Regions from separate parts of the Homo sapiens genome. Here region 1 is linked to region 2. The links are chromatin loops, found by intact Hi-C in ENCODE. Cell type or tissue: CD4-positive, alpha-beta T cell. All regions are shown on one strand. Links, peaks and the distances in the headings refer to the core of each region. The heading gives the core; the rest is flanking DNA.

The links. A loop is a pair of places that touch in the nucleus more often than their neighbours do. Peaks named below come from ENCODE experiments on the same cell type or tissue, not always from the same donor. Only the 100,000 strongest peaks of a DNase experiment are listed, where the experiment ranks them.
Region 1: a loop joins it to region 2, with 4 times the contacts of the local background. A loop is called at or near these places in 6 of 110 quality-filtered maps.

Annotation. Positions count from the first base shown.
Region 1 is chr10:92,964,000-92,966,919 of GRCh38, reverse strand. All of the region lies in intron 17 of EXOC6 (exocyst complex component 6), which reads right to left. Among named protein-coding and RNA genes, the nearest start is that of CYP26C1, 95 kb to the left of the region's middle. In CD4-positive, alpha-beta T cell, for the core only: CTCF peaks have their summits at 1,306 and 1,517 (motif pointing left); a DNase peak (open chromatin) is centred at 1,509.
Region 2 is chr10:93,287,562-93,290,481 of GRCh38, reverse strand. No RefSeq gene overlaps it. Among named protein-coding and RNA genes, the nearest start is that of MYOF, 190 kb to the left of the region's middle. RefSeq lists enhancers at 1-408, 409-909, 464-1,663, 1,219-1,992. In CD4-positive, alpha-beta T cell, for the core only: CTCF peaks have their summits at 1,066 and 1,265 (motif pointing right); a DNase peak (open chromatin) is centred at 1,251.

The DNA.
Region 1 (2,920 bases), core at 334-2,833, 320 kb after region 2:
ACACTTTTACACTGTTGGTGGGACTGTAAACTAGTTCAACCATTGTGGAAGTCAGTGTGGCGATTCCGCAGGGATCTAGAACTAGAAATACCATTTGACCCAGCCATCCCATTACTGGGTATATACCCAAAGGACTATAAATCATGCTGCTATAAAGACACATGCACACGTATGTTTACTGCGGCACTATTCACAATAGCAAAGACTTGGAACCAACCCAAATGTCCAACAATGATAGACTGGATTAAGAAAATGTGGCACATATACATCATGGAATACTATGCAGCCATAAAAAATGATGAGTTCATGTCCTTTGTAGGGACATGGATGAAAGTGGAAATCATCATTCTCAGTAAACTATCGCAAGGACCAAAAAACCAAACACTGCATATTCTCACTCATAGATGGGAATTGAACAATGAGAACACATGGACACAGGAAGGGGAACATCACACTCTGGGGACTGATGTGGGGTGGGGGGAGGGGGGAGGGATAGCATTAGGAGATATACCTAATGCTAAATGACGAGTTAATGGGTGCAGCACACCAGCATGGCACATGTATACATATGTAACTAACCTGCACATTGTGCACATGTACCCTAAAAGTATAATAATAATAATAATAATAATAATAATTATAATTACATGCTTTCTAGACCACGTTTAGGGAAAAAGTGGTTCAGAAAACACCACTTTCTAAAAGGAACTAAGCAAAAATAAAAGGGAAAACATAAAAATTTATTTATTGCTTTTTGTTATTGTCACTAGAACTTTGTTGATAAGTCTGTTTTTCTGAGGTGACACCACAAGCAGGTTCCACTTTTCCCATAAAATATCTAAGTTAAAATAACCTTTTCTCAAGATGTTAAAAAACTTTCGGGGAAGGGTACCTAATATTTTTTAAGGTTTATTAATGCTTTCCACGGGCTATAATAGGAAGCAAATAAATCTATGTCAGGGAATCACGGGCTGTACTGTGTCAAAGAAAAATTTCAGACAGCACTCCCGAGCAGGAATATGATTAAAGTCAACAGTTGAAAGGACTTTTCTAAGGACTAAGAATTCTGCTTATTTTATAATCCAGACAAATATAATCATTAGAAAACATATGTGTCTGATCTTTATAGCTGCATGAACTGGCTCACTATATTTTCTTTTTAAAGAAATGGGAGCAAGGATAGAAAGAAAAGATAGAAAAGGCTTTCAATGTAACTTTTCCTGTAGTTATACATAGGAATACACTAAATTATTTGGTAAGACATTCCTAAGAGATGATTACTAATGATTACTAACGATTTAGTAATTGCTAAGGAAATTAGTTAGAACTTCTTCGGGAGTTCTACAGTTGAACCCAGAATATTCTCAATCTTATGACCTTACCAGGAGGTCAAGAGCATTATCAACTCTTGACATTCTAGTCAGCATATCAGCTAACTCTTAAATAAAATGTAAGGATTCAGTTTATAAACAAAGTAATTCTTCCTTTGTTTGTTAAGGAAATAGTGCCCTCTGGAGGCAGAAATGTATCTAGCATAATTTGAGAACTTTTAAAAAAAATTTCAATGTGTAAGAATTAAATATACTATCTGTGGTTCCCAACCATAGGTGTGCAACAGAACCCACCTGAGGAACTTTTTAAAACATATACATGCACAAATTCCACCTAGACCTCCTGGAGCATAAACATGTGTGTTTTGAATAAAAGCTAAGTAGTAATAGCTAAAGATTTTAGTAAACATATACGATTTACTGTCTATTGTCCATTCCCCCTCTTGGAATAATTCCTAAATACATTTTGGAAAATCACCCTGCCCCCATTCACAGCTATCTCATTTGGGTAAGACTGAACTGATACCTAGCTCCAAGGTTGGGTCTTGCTAAGTTTAAGTCAATTACCAGTCCCATCCTCTTACAAAAAAATTATACAGCAGCTGGTGGAGGGAGACAGTTTCTCTTCCTTTAGATGACAGGACATGACGATGTGAGGTTTGGGACTGTGAGCAGGCAGTCATTTTGCTACCAGACTGAGACAGCCTAGAGCTGCTGGGAACTGCTGGGCCACTATAAGTAGTCTGACGATGAGGCCAAAATTGCATAAAGCAGAGTTAAAAGATGGAGAGACTCTGGATCCATGGTGACATCTACTGAGCAGCAGTGCCCTATCTTTGGACATCTCAGTGTCACTGGCCAATAATTTTTCCTTTATTGTTTAAGAAAGTTTGAGTTGCTTTTTCTATCAGTTCCTGTCAATTTTCTGTTAATAACCCTGATTAATACAACTATCTTATAATAGAAACATTTATTCAATATTTAAGAAAAAAGTTACATTTAATTTTGCTCATTTAAAGCAAGGGAAATACATGTATATTTTTATGGGCTTCAAATATGTAGGCAATAGATAAAGTTAGAGCTATCACCATAAAGGTGTCCTCCCTAGTTAACTTCTTCCTGCTCTAATAAACAAAATTCCAATAATCCATTATCTTGACCTAAACATTTCTAATGTTAGTTACACTGCATATAGCATCCAACTCATTATCCAATGTCACTACTAATGCAGAAGGGAAAAAGCAAATAAGACTAACCAATATAATTTATTAATAGTATTTAGTTATAATGAAGGAAAAGGTATAATAAAATGGCCAGAGAAGCCAATAAATTATAATTTTTTAAAAATATATATATAATTTCCATTATTTATTTTAGATGTTAATGTGGCAATCAAAAGAAGTTGTTTTATTCTTTATATTCTTGTTTTATTATTTTCTTTACATTTAGTACTTAAAAATCAACCAAAAAATAAAAGAGGGATTTGTGTGCTAAGCATCTCATTAAATTAGCAAAAAGCACTAATTCACCTGGTTACTTTTCATCAGGTTTTTTCATTATATATTACTGTGATTTTTTTTTTTTTAAAA
Region 2 (2,920 bases), core at 114-2,613:
ACACAGAGGATACGTTGGGGGCAGTCCAACTTAAAATAGAGGCTATATGGCATATGTGATATTCACTTTGTGTTCCCTTCCATTCCAGAGAGTCTCAAAGAGAGAGGCTATTTCTCCTCCACCCTTTACATCCCCAGCTGCAAATAAATTGCTTCACATTCAAGCAACTCTGTGTCAAGTGCTCCAGGGTAAGTAGCAAAGAAATGTCTGTACATATAAATTCAATAATGGTTGGCTGGGCGCGGTGGCTCACGCCTATAATCCCAGCACTTTGGGAGGCCGAGGCGAGCAGATCATCTGAGGTCAGGAGTTCCAGACCAGCCTGGTTAACATGGTGAAACCCCATTCCCACTAAAAAATACAAAACTTAGCGAGGCATGGTGGTGCACGCCTGTGATCTCAGGAGGCTGAGGCAGGAGAATCGCTTGAACCCGGGATGTGGAGATTGTAGTGAGCTGAGATTGCGCCATTGCAGTCCAGCTTGGGTAACAAGAGCGAAACTCTGTCTCAAAAAAATAATAATAATGGTTAAGGTTCACCTGAGCAGTGCTGGGGAGGCCGGTTTATATAAAAACGAGGTTGTAAATAACTAATTAAATTACCAATCTCTCCACCACTGCCTTTGTCCATCTTCAATTATAATATATTCCAGAAACACACTCCACGTCTCTCCCATGGCTTTATACACACCCTGCACACGTACACTGGGAAGGCCTACAGTCCAGTTTGACGTGTGTTCACACACTCCTAATCTAGCACAGGGCCTGGTGCATAGTTGGTGCACAGAGGTCAATGAAATCCCTGTACTCAACAGCTCTGACCAGTCATCAAGGTGGTCACTGTCTTGTTGGAAAGGCAAACACATAAGCAAATCATTGAGACAAGATGTGACTACAGGGACTGATACATAATCACAGTAGAGAGTTGGAAGGGAAAGAAGAGAAAGAACTCAAAAAACGAAAGAGTGTGGGGAAATGGCCAAAAGTTGGGTCCAGAGTGGATGGGATGAGGTCAAATCCTGGTTCTCTTACTAGCACAGTGCCTAAAACTCAGCAAATGGGAGTTATTGTTGTTGTTGTTATTATATTATTATTATTTCAACAGAGGAATACAAATAGGTTAAGGATGGGTCTGGTAACATGGCCTAATGCACTGCTAAGGAGAATATTTCATCATGTAATAGAATCAGCCAAGGTTTCTTTGGGAGAAACGGCCATCACGTCTCCTGTGTTTCAAATACTGTCCACAAGATGGCAGCAGTGGCCTCAGGTTCTCACCGGGCCTAAAAGGCATTCCATTCAGTCTGCATTCCATGGAACCCCACCCCAGACAGGCATCTCTGGGACATATTTTAAGTGGAAGGCGACCAGCACCGCATCTAAACGATGCCCTTCCTTCTGGAATGCTATGGAAATCTATGACTAGACAGACAAAAACGCTCTGGCCTTGGGAAACGCTGGAACTCACGCATTCATTCGCCCCTTCATTCCTTCAACAATTATGTACTAAAAGCCTACCGCATCCCAGTTATCCTGCAAAGGAATAAAACAGAAGGGCCTGCTCTCATGACCCATAGCGAGTCGCAAATCAAACAGTGGTAGATCACAGGAAGGAGTCTCTCATGCAACGAAAAATTACAAGCCTGCAGACTGTCATAATACAGGATTGAAGGTTAAGCAAAGGAAAACAGACCTTGTGACGGGATGTCCATATTGGCTCTGCTGTACATACGGACAGGAGTGGCAGGGAACTTGAAGGAATAGAAATTGGTAGAATTGGCCAGGCGCGGTGTCTCACGCCTGTAATCCCAACACTTTGGGAGGCCGAGGCAGGCAGATCACGAGGTCAGGAGTTCAAGACCAGCCTGACCAACCTGGTGAAACCACGTATCTACTAAAAATACAAAAATTAGCCAGGCATGGTGGTGCACGCCTGTAATCCCAGCACTTTGGGAGGCCAAGGCAGGCAGATCACGAGGTCAGGAGTTCGAGACCAGCCTGACCAACATGGTGAAACCCCGTCTCTACTAAAAATACAAAAATTAGCTGGGCGTGGTGGCGCACACCTGTAATCCCAGCTACTCAGGAGGCTGAGGCAGGAGAATCGCTTGAACCCGGGAGGCAGAGTTTGCAGTGAGCTGAGATCGCACCACTGCACTCCAGTCTGGGCAACAGATCAAGATTGCCTCAAAAAAAAAAAAAAAAAAAAGGAAGAAGAAAGAAAGAGAGAGAGAAAAAAAAAGAAAGAGAGAGAGAAAGAAAGAAAGAGAAAGAAAGAAAGGAAAGAAAGGAAGAAGGAAAGAAGGAAAGAAAGAAAAAGAAAGGAAAAGAAAAGAAAGAAGGAAAGAAATTGGCAGAATTAAATAATGATTGAGGGGTTTGCCCTTGCAAAATTACTGAAGTTCTTTTTCTCCCCCTCCTTTAAGCTAGAAATCTGGGCTGGCTAATGGAAGCTGCCACCTGGAATGTCTGGGGCAGCCATGCAAGGTTACATTCCAGGCTCCAAGCAAAAAATGCCAGCAATTTACCTTTTTGTCAACTGCAAATTAAAGTAATTTCCAGGCAGAGGATTTCTCCTGCTTGTGATGAGCACCCCAAAACACCAGGGCTGTTTGCAGTTACCTGGCTGCTCTGCGGGGGAAACAAACCTGAGGCTGAAGGCACCTCAGGGTTGGAATCAAGGAAAGGTTTGCTTGGCTTTTCTTTCACTGAAGCACCAAATCAAGTGGATACGAAGTGGGAAGCAGGGAGAATGTCTTCTATCCCTAGCACTTTCTAGAATGTGGGACAAGAGAGGCACTCAGCTTTAAATAAATAAAGAGAAGGCGTATCTGCACCTGCTGTCATACCCAGCTCTATGATGACAATAAGATATACTCATCATTACCAAGAGTGCCATGCCAGGCAGACATGATGCTGAG